Regions from separate parts of the Homo sapiens genome. Here region 1 is linked to region 2. The links are chromatin contacts, found by Hi-C or POLR2A ChIA-PET in ENCODE. All regions are on one chromosome and are shown on one strand. Each heading gives the region's core, a stretch centred on a gene start or an enhancer-like site at or near the end of the contact. The rest is flanking DNA. Distances are from core to core; before and after follow the strand shown. Region 1 overlaps MSI2 (musashi RNA binding protein 2). Region 2 holds the start of NOG (noggin).

Region 1 (5,180 bases), core at 1,675-4,174, 1.1 Mb before region 2:
GAGGACTAGGCCACCCTCCACTACGCCACAGCCCAAAGAATAAGCAGACTTGCAGTACTGGTGGGGTCAGCGTGGAAGCAGAGAGGGCACTGCCAGAGGGAAAGTAAGCCCTGGTTAACCCTGGGCCCTCGCTAGAACTCCCCTCCCCCACCCCAGGAAAGTGCCTGGACCCAGGGGGCCACCCAGAGAGCTGATCTCAGTCCTAAAAGACCACTCCATTCTGCTGAGAGCCAAGTCCTTTTGGGAGCTGGCACACCCTAGGGCTGAACGGTATTTACTGCCCAATCATATCTAATAGAAAACTCACTGCTGGGGCTCTAGCAGGCAGGGGGCAGGGTGGGGTGGGGAAGTTATCCCAGGGGCAGCCCCTTGAGGACCCACACAAAAGACTTTCCACTTGAGTAGCTCCTTTTTAATAATTATAAAAGCACAGGAGTTTAATCCATTTTTGATGTAAGCACTAATAGTTCTGTGTCCTTGAAGTTCAAAGCAGGCGCATACATGTCACTAATTAGCCAAGCACAGAGCCATTCAGCTCCCTCTCATGTTTCTAATTAGGTCTTTAATAACAAACAAACTCCGACCTTACCAAAAGGCTCCCATTGGTCAGTCAAGGAGGGCGGCTGCTTCTCTGTTTACAGTTGCTGCAGGCTGCTAGTTCTACTGGTACATGCCCTTAATCTCAGCCAGGACTGGCCTGTCCTCGAGAGAGACAGGAGGGTCCCTCTATGAGGACAAAAACCCCTTGGTCCACCCTGGAGGGTGGCCTTCCTGACCCTGCTGGGAAGACTAATGGAGGCTGGAGAGCCGTGGGCTCCACAGCAGCAGGCTAGAGATCCCAGCCCCACCTCCCCACCTCCCAGTTAGAGGAGGCTGGGGTACCAGTGACAGCCACAAAGATGTTATGGAGCTTTACATCCAGCAAGAACATGATGATACTTGAGCCCCGTGTTACACACTGGGCCTGCCTGAGGCTCACCCTGCTAGATTCTGGTTTGATGGGTCTGTGATGCAGCCTGGCCACTGCACAGTTTAAAAACTCCCCAGGTGATCCTAACAGGATCAAAGTTCCTATTAGGAACAGCAGCAAAGTTCAAGAGCCACTGAACTGGCCACAATCTCTGGGTTGATTTGCTCATTGACAGCAGCTATTAACAGGTCCACTATTATTCATGAATACCATCCACACAGAATCAAACCCTAAGAGATTTAATCAACCACACCCAAGGATGGAAGTCTGAGGACAGATGTGTAAAATGATACACAGTTCTGGAACCGCTTCTGTCCCTCCCATTGCCTTCATGCATTAAACAATTCATGGCTGTTTTCAAATTCCCACGAAGTTTCCTATCACCTGGAACCTCTTGGCTTTCTCTCCACTCACTTCTCTCAGATCTTTTTTCTTTTTTTTTCCCCTTTTTTGAGAGGGAGTCTTGCTATGTCACCCAGGCTGGAGTGCAGTGGCGCACTCTCAGCTCACTGCAACCTGGGCCTCCCGGGTTCAAGTAATTCTCCTGCCTCAGTCTCCCCAGTAGCTGAGACTACAGGCACACACCGCCACACCTGGCTGATTTTTGTATTTTTAGTAGAGATGGGGTTTCACCATGTTGGCCAGGCTGGTCTCAAACTCCTGGCCTCAAGTGATCAGCCGCCTCGGCCTCCCAAAGTGCTGGGATTACAGGCGTGAGTCACCGTGCCCGGCCTGTTCTCTCAGATCTTAAGGCACTGTCACTGTCCCTGTTCCTATCTCCAAGGAAAAGGGATTTCCAGCTTTGGAAACAGCAGCAAAACAGAGCTGTAGAGCTGAAATGGCTCCCAAGGACCCTTTAGTCTGAATTCCTCGTTTAGTAGAGGTGGAAGCAGGCCTGGAACCAAGTCTTCTGATTCCCTACTCTGCCTTCTATGCTCTTATGCTGCCTCTATTTTTTTTTTTAAGCTGTTAATCATCCTCACTGGAGTAATCAACAAGGCAACCTCTCCCCCTAGGAGGGAGAAGGAATAGAAAGCAAGCCTCTCAGCTGCTTTAACTTCGAAGGCCAGGGCATGGGGAGCCACGGGGACAACCCTGAACACAGTGTAAACCTCCAGCAGATCATTTCCAAGCCTGAACGGAATGTGCCCTTTAAGCCAGATGGGAGGGGAGTCACTGGAGTCTTGGGGGCTACCTCCATTGAAGACTTAACGACTATTTTACACACCTGGAGCTGATCAATCAAAAGCCAGAAAACACAGAAGGACACAGCAAAACTGGACTAGGGGTTTCCTCTGACACCGGTCCATAGTGTCTGCTTTGCTGCTGTGTGTCTGTCTTTTCTCTGAAGGATGGTGACGCTGCCGCCACCTTTCCACCTGAGTCAGTGACGGACCCGGACTCCAGGACATCCTGGATCCTATGTCTGTCACACTGAGCCTCTCCTCTTCTCCCCAAGGTCAGAAGCCCACCCTCTCCAGGATATAGTCAGAAATAACTTCCCGAAAGAGGGGCGAGCGGGGCTGGGGTGCCTTTCCCGGCTACACAAGCCTCTGCCACAGGCACGCAGGCATCAAATGTTTACCACAGACCTGGGCAGACCATTTTATTAATATTAATAAGTAACCAGGAACAAAGGGCCCCTTTATTTTTAGCTTTCTCTAATTGTGTAGTAATTACTCATCTACAAAACAAATGAGGCCCTGCTCGCGGTTGCCATGGTACCGGGTGCCCAGCCTCCCTGCAGGATGATTGGCCAAGAAGCCCGCTGCTCCCGCCTTGGCCCCGCCCCTCCACCCCGCCACTGGCTCAGAGCAAAGCCCCAGCAACTGGGCAGCCAATCCCCTCCCAGCCCTAAGGCCGGGCGGGGCTTCCCAGCGACCTTCCAGAAGCGGTCCTCGCAGCCCACAGGAAAAAATGTTGACTCATCCCTACAGAGGACGTCTGTCTTCCCAGAGAAGCCCGCCCGTGCTCCATCGCCTAGTTTCTTCTGGGCATTGGCTAACTTCCCTCAGCCTTGTTTCAGCTAAAGGTTCCCTTCCAATAATTCTCTTCAGGCTGGCTTCCTCTTACACGACCACGCCTCCTCCCGGCCTCCTTTGTCTGACATTGGTCTGAGTGCATTCAGGGACCAGAAACCTGTCAGCCAAAGCCAGGCAGTGTCTGCAACAGCAGGAGCAGGTGCAAAAAATACTTATACCGCCTCCTGAGGCCACTCGTAAATGATTTGGGGTTATCTCCTCCCCCAAGGATAATGGAGAATTTAGTTAAGAGCAGCTGTGGTTTTTTCTTGAGTGTCTGTTTTAAGGTTGCAGAGCCTGGCTCAGCCATCCCAGGGCTGGTACGATGGAGCGTCCGCTGACAGTGGCTTAGAGGACAGAATGACGACAGGCTTAGGCTCAAATCCTGTCTCTGCCACTTCAGATAAGCTACTATCCTTTCCAAACTACAGTTTTTAAATCTTTAAAATGGGAATGAGAATGACAGTGCTCACTTCATAGGGTTATGAGAATTTAATGGGATAAGGCAGGTGGGCTTGACATGGTACTTGGCTCACTCATAATACATGTGAGCTATTATTATTAACATCTATTATCATTATTGTATTCAAATTGACTAGGATGTGTCTCTAGCATTCTATTGACCACTTACAAGATACCTTCCCCTGGAACCCTCTTAGCCTATACCACGGAGTGGCTGCCATCGTGGTGTTCTCATCCCCTGACAGATCTAATTTCAACAGCCCATCACAGCTGTTCAAAGGCATTATTTGTCTGCTTCCTGTTCTGTAGGATCCCAAGCTGGGAAGGGAGACCTTTTTAAAAAAATTAATATTAATAAGCAACCAGGAACAAAGGGCCCCTTCATTTTCTGTGTTTTCTAATTGCATAGTAATTACTTATCCATATGAAGAATGAGGACTAGGCTGACTTTGCCGCCGGGAGGCCTGATGGTTTGTATTGTTGGGGAAAGCAGGTGCCACCCGCAGACACATGCAAAATATCTTCCAAGGACCCATAATCTCACCTTTCATTCAGGAGAGCTCACCCATGAGGAAGAGGACTGAGGACATGGGCAAAGGAGGGGGTGCCCCAGGTAGGGTGAATCAGGTATGGCTTTCTGGCACTTTGAGCCAAATTTTGACAGAGAGGGCAAAGACAAGGACAGAGGGAAATGGAGTGGCAGAAAGAAAGGGGACAGTGGCCACCTCAAGGGCAAAGGAATGGGAAACAATAGCCCCAAGCAGGGAATAAATAACAACTTGTTGGCAGAAGCAAAGGAAAGTTAAGGGAACTAAGGCAGAGATTTGCCATGGAATGCCCTCCTGTGTCTGCTTTCTCAATGCCTCTCACTCCACACCCCTTGCTCCAGGTCACGAGCCCAGCCCCAGCCCCAGACCCCAGGATTAGGGGTCAGGCTGTTCTTTGTGGAGCTACAGCCAGGCTTATCTTCTTTAGATGGTTCTGTCCTTACTGAGCGCCACTTGCATGAAGAATACGAACCTCCCTCTCCTGTGACTATATCAACATGGCTTTCAAGATCTCCCAGAACCTTGACTGTCTCTATCTCTTCAAGCCCATATTCCCTGCCTAGCAGACAGCTTCCCACTCCAAATTCTCCAGGCCCTGTGTCATGTCTTGCCTCCTCCACTAAGCTTCCTGCCTTCTGGGTACTCTCTGACCTTGTAGGAATCTATCCTTATTAAAGGCTAGCTCTCACATCGGTTGTGTACTTTTGTCCTCCCCAGAGGACTGGAAGTCGGCTAAAGGCAAGGACCATGCCATGGACTTATTCTGCAGCCCACCCCAGCCCCTAGCATGATGTTGAGTCCAGAGTTAATCGTCTTATGGATAAGAGCAAAAGGCCTACTGCTTCTTGAGCAGCTATATACTAACATCTATGGAGTGTTTACAATGTACACGAATTATCTGTAACTTGTCCTCCCACCTCAGTCCTGCGTCTTGAATCCATCCTGGACAATGTTGTCAAAGCTTGTCTAACATACAAATCTGATGTCAGTTCCTAGTTTCAGGCCTCCCATGATCTCACAGGCCCTGCCCATGTAAATCCAGTCTCCTTAGCGTAGTACCAAGGGTCCCCTGCTCTGATTCTGCCCAGCTCTCTGGCTTTACCTACAGTTACTCCCCTGTTGCATTTTATTCTCCAGCCAGAATAAAGCAGGGCCTCCACCTCACTCCATTGTCCCGAG
Region 2 (4,873 bases), core at 1,653-4,152:
GAGGGACGCATGCGAGAGTCAGGCGTCGGTCCCAAGGAGTTGGCTTTTTAAGGGGTGGGGTGGGAGTGATGTTTTGCACGTCCCTTTAATGGGTTACGTGCCTTCTGCCCCTATCTAATCTTAAAGCGCAAAGATTCCGGTTCCGATTTCTCCCTCCTCCCCACCCCTCAAGGGGAGAAAGTGCCCGAGCACAGGCATACTCTCTTCCCAAAAGCAGATGCCAGAGGTGGTGATTTTCACCCAGATTCGGACCCCTCCGAAACCATGGCCCTTAGTCTTCCTTAGGTCCCCGGGGAGAGGGGAGGCCAGTGTCAAATCTCCCTGATATCCCCAGCACCTCCGGCCGAGGGCCTGGGATTTCGGGGCTCGGACCTGCAAGATCCCGGAGGCTGTGAGCCTTGTTGATTCCAAGGGATTGCCTCAGTTCGTACCACCGTAGCTTCCGGGCATGCAAAGGGTTAACATGGGCTGGATATTGAGGTGGGGGGTACGAGGCGGGAGGGGTGGCGGGATCTGGGTGGGCGCGCTCTGATCTCCCCCCCTCCCCATTCCTCGGGGGTCAAGTTTCAGCGGCACTCCGCCCCCAGGGTAGGTGTGAAAGACACGTGTCCCCATTGTGAAGGGCCTGTCAGGCAGGACAAAGCGGCCGCCCACCCTCCCCCCGCCCCTCGGCCCAGCCTGGGGTCAGCTCCAGGGGGCCGGCTGGGTGTCGAGGTCACTACAGGCCCGAGCTTTGGTGACATAGGGGGAAAAGCTAGGAGACTAGGCGGAGGCCACGTGATGTTTTAGTGAGGGGTTAGAGAATATCGCCCCCCCCCCCAACGCCCTCAAAAAACTAAGTCACCTCCATCATACCACAGGAGGGGAGTCCGAGGGGATGAGCCCCTTCCCCAACGGGGTAGGAGGCACAGCAGCATCCCCTACCCGCCCCCTCCCACGCCCTCCCACCCCCATCAATCACCAACACAGAAAATCAGTGTGGAGCGCAGTCGGTTTTAGTGGTTTTCTTTAATCCTGCTCTGCACTTCTTTCTCATTTACTACACGGGATATTATAAAGAATAAATAGCAGATACTCTTAATTTACAATGATTAGTCATTCCATTTGTTCTCTATATTTACAATAACTGTAAAATAACATTGAACTCTATAGCTTCTTCGAGGTCCAAGGAAAACCAAAACACTTTCCGAAGAATGGAAAATAGCTTTTAAAAAGTCCTCTACAAAAGTTCCCCCGTCTCTTTGTACTTCAAGAAAAAAATAACTTTTCCCCCCTGCTTCGCCATGCGAAGGGCACTGGAATATAAATAGCAGGTTAACATTATTAGCAACAACCAGAATAAGTCTCTCTTTTCTCTGTTCTTTTTTTTTTCTTTTGCTTACTTTTTTTTAAAAATACAGTAGAAGCCGGTAACTTTTAACGTATAATACTGACCTTTTAATAAGTAAATTAAAACTGGGACCGTATATACACACACATATACATTCCTACACAGTTAAACAGTGCATTACAGGAACCAGAAAGCTAGGTCTCTGTAGCCCAGAAAAAAAAAAAAAAAAAAAAAAAAAAGTTCATTGAAAACCCTCGCTAGAGGGTGGTGGAACTGGTTGGAGGCGGTGCAGGGGGCGTCGGTGGGGATCGATCAAGTGTCCGGGTGCGGGCAGGGGGCCCCCGAGTTCTAGCACGAGCACTTGCACTCGGAAATGATGGGGTACTGGATGGGAATCCAGCCGCAGCGCTGGCCCCCGCGCCGCTGACAGCGCCACCGCAGCACCGTGAGGTGCACGGACTTGGACGGCTTGCACACCATGCCCTCGGGCACGGAGCACGAGCGCTTACTGAAGCAGCTGCCCACCTTCACGTAGCGCGGCCAAAAGCGGCTGCCCAGGTCGTTCCACGCGTACAGCACGGGGCAGAATGTCTGCGACCACAGCCACATCTGTAACTTCCTCCGCAGCTTCTTGCTTAGGCGCTGCTTCTTGCCCTGGGCCAAGCCCTCGGAGAACTCTAGCCCTTTGATCTCGCTCGGCATGGCCCCCGACGGCCGCTGCCGCAGCAGCTGGTCCAGCTCCGCCAGGTCCTCCGCGCCCCCAGCTGCACCCCCGCCCCCGCCGGGCCGGTCCTCGGGGGGCGAGGTGGCCATGAAGCCTGGGTCGTAGTGGCCCCCGAGCAGCGAGCGCAGCAGCGTCTCGTTCAGATCCTTTTCCTTGGGGTCAAAGATAGGGTCTGGGTGTTCGATGAGGTCCACCAGGGGCAGGTTGTCGCTGGGTGCCGGGCGGATGTGGAGATAGTGCTGGCCGCCGGCCGGTGTCGCCCGCAGCCCCAGGACCACCACCAGGGCGTAGAGGGTGACCCCTAGGCTGGGGCAGCGCTCCATGCCTCTGGCGCGCGCCCGGGGCTGCTGCTTCGTCCCGCGTCCCCGGAGGAGAGCACGCCGAGCCCGCGGCGCCGCCGCGCTCCCCCGTCTCTCCGGAGGCGGCTCACCCGAGGCTGGGCAGGCGCAGGGCCGGCAGCATGAGCCGCCGGGAGAGCCCTTCGCGCAGCGCCGGCTCCCACCGGGGCGGAAGAAAGGCACACAAGTTGGCCGCAACTCCTCTCCCGGGTCTACTGGGGAAGGCGGCCGCGGCTGGGCATCCGAAATTACTCCAGGGCGACCGCGGGGCGCGGGAGGCGCCGGCTCCTCGCTGCCTTCCCGGGCCGGCGGCGGCGCAGGGCGCGTGGACGAGCCGCTCTCCCCTCCTCCTCTCGCTGCTCTTCGTCCGGCCGCTCTGTGCAAGCGCCGCTGGCTGAGCTGGTTCTAGGGGCACTTCCCTCCGCCTGCTCCGGGCTCCGCGGCCGGCTCTGCCCGGCGGACTCCAGCGGCGGCGGCGGCGGCGGCGTCCGCGCACGTTGGCACCGGTTTGTCTGTCTCGCAGGGTCCAAGCCTTTAAATTTCCTGCACTTTCAGCTCCATCACCATGGAAACCACTGACTCTCTCGGCGTTGCCCCCTCCCCCTTCTTCCCCCCAAACAACAACCCCACCCCCCACTTCTCCACCCCCGAGGAGCTGGAGCTGCACAGGCTCCGGGGGAAGCCGCCTGTACTCGCCGCGGAGGCGGCGGCGGCGGCTTCGGCAGCGCCCAGGGCTGTGCCCCGCCGGACCCAGATGCCCCGGGAAGCCGACAGTCCGGCTGCCCGCCGGAGCTCACAGGCGGCGGCGGCGGCGGCGGCAGCGGCGGTGGCGGCGGCGGTGGCGCTTGGCAGGTCTCCGCGCAATTTTCTCTCTCCCCCACCACCCACCCCCCTTCTCCTCCTCCTGCAAAATGCACCGCCCCCCTCCTTTCTCCTGGAGCAATGCAACTGGGGCTCTAGGCGCCCCGCCAGGGCCAGTCCTGGGGAAAGCTCGCGGCGGCGCTGGAGCCGGGCTGGAGGGTGCAGAGCCGGTGTTTGGGGAGGGGGGGCGGTGCTTGAGGTGGGGCTGGAGGGTTTCTCACTAGCTGGGTGCTTTGCACTGGGAGGGGAGCAGCGGGGAAGTGCTGGGGGCTCGTTTCTCGGTGCATGCAGTTCGGAGCAAGAAATTTCTCCATGTGCATGGAGCGTTTTCCCCGAGCGCGTCTTCTTCTCTCCCGGGCTCTTGCTCTAAGTCCCCTCCCCCCAACACACATATATACACACACACACACACACACACACACAGCCCCTACCCCACCCCCCTTTGCACCAGGGAGTCCGAGAGCCGCAGCGTTGCGCAGCGTGATGTAATTCTTAGGAAGCACTCCTGTCTGTCTGCCCCTCGGGCCCACGAGGGGGTTCCGCTCCTCACCATCCTCCTCCTCCTTGGCCGGGTCCTGCACCCTGAGTGGCCTAGCCTCAGGGGCGCGACTGGCTCGCCTGCGGCTCCCCTAGCCCGCCCGGCTCCGCGCGGCCGCCGCTCGGCTCCCTGGGGGCGGCGCGCCCTCTGCTGGCCCGCTATGAGCCCTGCACCTGGCGCTGGCGGGGGCGGCCGTGCGAGGTGGGTCGGCCGCTGCCCGCTCTGCCCAGTTCAGCTTCTGCTTCTGTGTCCCTGTCACTTTGTGTGTGTCTGCGTCTGCTGACTGGTCCGTTTTGGTTCTGGCTATTTTCCCGAAGGTCTCCAGGCCCCCAGTGTAAACAAACTTCCTGAGATTCCTTCTCGGTCCCCTCAAATTTCACAAGAATGCGTGCAGCACCTTCTGCCTCAGGTAAATCGGTCTCTGGTCTCAGTGGGTGCGAGTGGGGACCAGAAACTTGAAAGGTGAGCTGACAGCAGAGGCACCTGAGTCTTGCCCGGGGTCCACCCTGATATAACTCGGACAAGTCATTTTTCTCACTTTTCGCATTAGTGACGTAACTATTAATAGATTTCTCTTCCAGCCCTACCTTTCTGTGATTTTAAATAAACCTCCACGATGCTTTCTCTTGTTCAGAAGCAGTTTCTCTTTGATGGGAGATGGGTACTGAAGGGACACCTCCGGTTAATTTCCCCTTGGACGAGGAACTCAATCTCAGCTTTAAAATGCAAACTCAGTTTTCTTTGTGGTGAATGTGATTGGAATCTGGAAAAAGCTGGAGAAGAGAGACTTGGAGTGGATGACTCAAGTATTTGCCAGTCTTCCATGGAGTGGGAGTTAAGAGGTCCCATTGTGACAACCTAAATCGCTTAACTTTCTTTCCCCAAAGATCTGGTTTTTCCTTTCAACCTGCCCCACCCCAACTCCCAAAGTTTATCATCTGTCTAAGGAAGAAAACACTTTGTTGCATACTACAGTCTTTCTGCAAAACCTCTATTAAAAGGGGTGGGCAGTTTCCGCTGAAAGCGTTTCCCTCAATTTTAAAGTCTAGACAACTAGAATTAGACTATCAAGGGACTGCTCA

What was found. A loop is a pair of places that touch in the nucleus more often than their neighbours do. ChIA-PET counts read pairs that join two places held with the same protein, here RNA polymerase II (POLR2A).
Region 1: a map of endothelial cell of umbilical vein shows a loop between it and region 2 (21-fold over the local background). The contact joins the enhancer-like site here to the promoter of NOG in region 2. A Hi-C loop is called at or near these places in 1 of 168 maps with a recorded cell type or tissue (endothelial cell of umbilical vein). POLR2A ChIA-PET finds 5 or more read pairs at or near these places in 1 of 52 experiments (HEK293).

Annotation. Positions count from the first base shown.
Region 1 is chr17:57,660,760-57,665,939 of GRCh38, reverse strand. All of the region lies in intron 11 of MSI2 (musashi RNA binding protein 2), which reads right to left. Among named protein-coding and RNA genes, the nearest start is that of MSI2-AS1, 55 kb to the right of the region's middle. RefSeq lists an enhancer at 901-1,507 and a silencer at 2,686-2,978. Within about 2 kb of position 2,924, at least 25 of the 41 ENCODE cell types and tissues checked have a DNase peak (open chromatin) inside an H3K27ac peak, as active enhancers do; they include endothelial cell of umbilical vein, where a contact is called at or near this core.
Region 2 is chr17:56,591,728-56,596,600 of GRCh38, reverse strand. It overlaps NOG (noggin), which reads right to left and starts at 2,902. Exons shown (of 1, transcript NM_005450.6): 1 at 990-2,902. The coding sequence starts at 2,377. The coding sequence ends at 1,679. RefSeq lists silencers at 527-727, 3,840-4,049.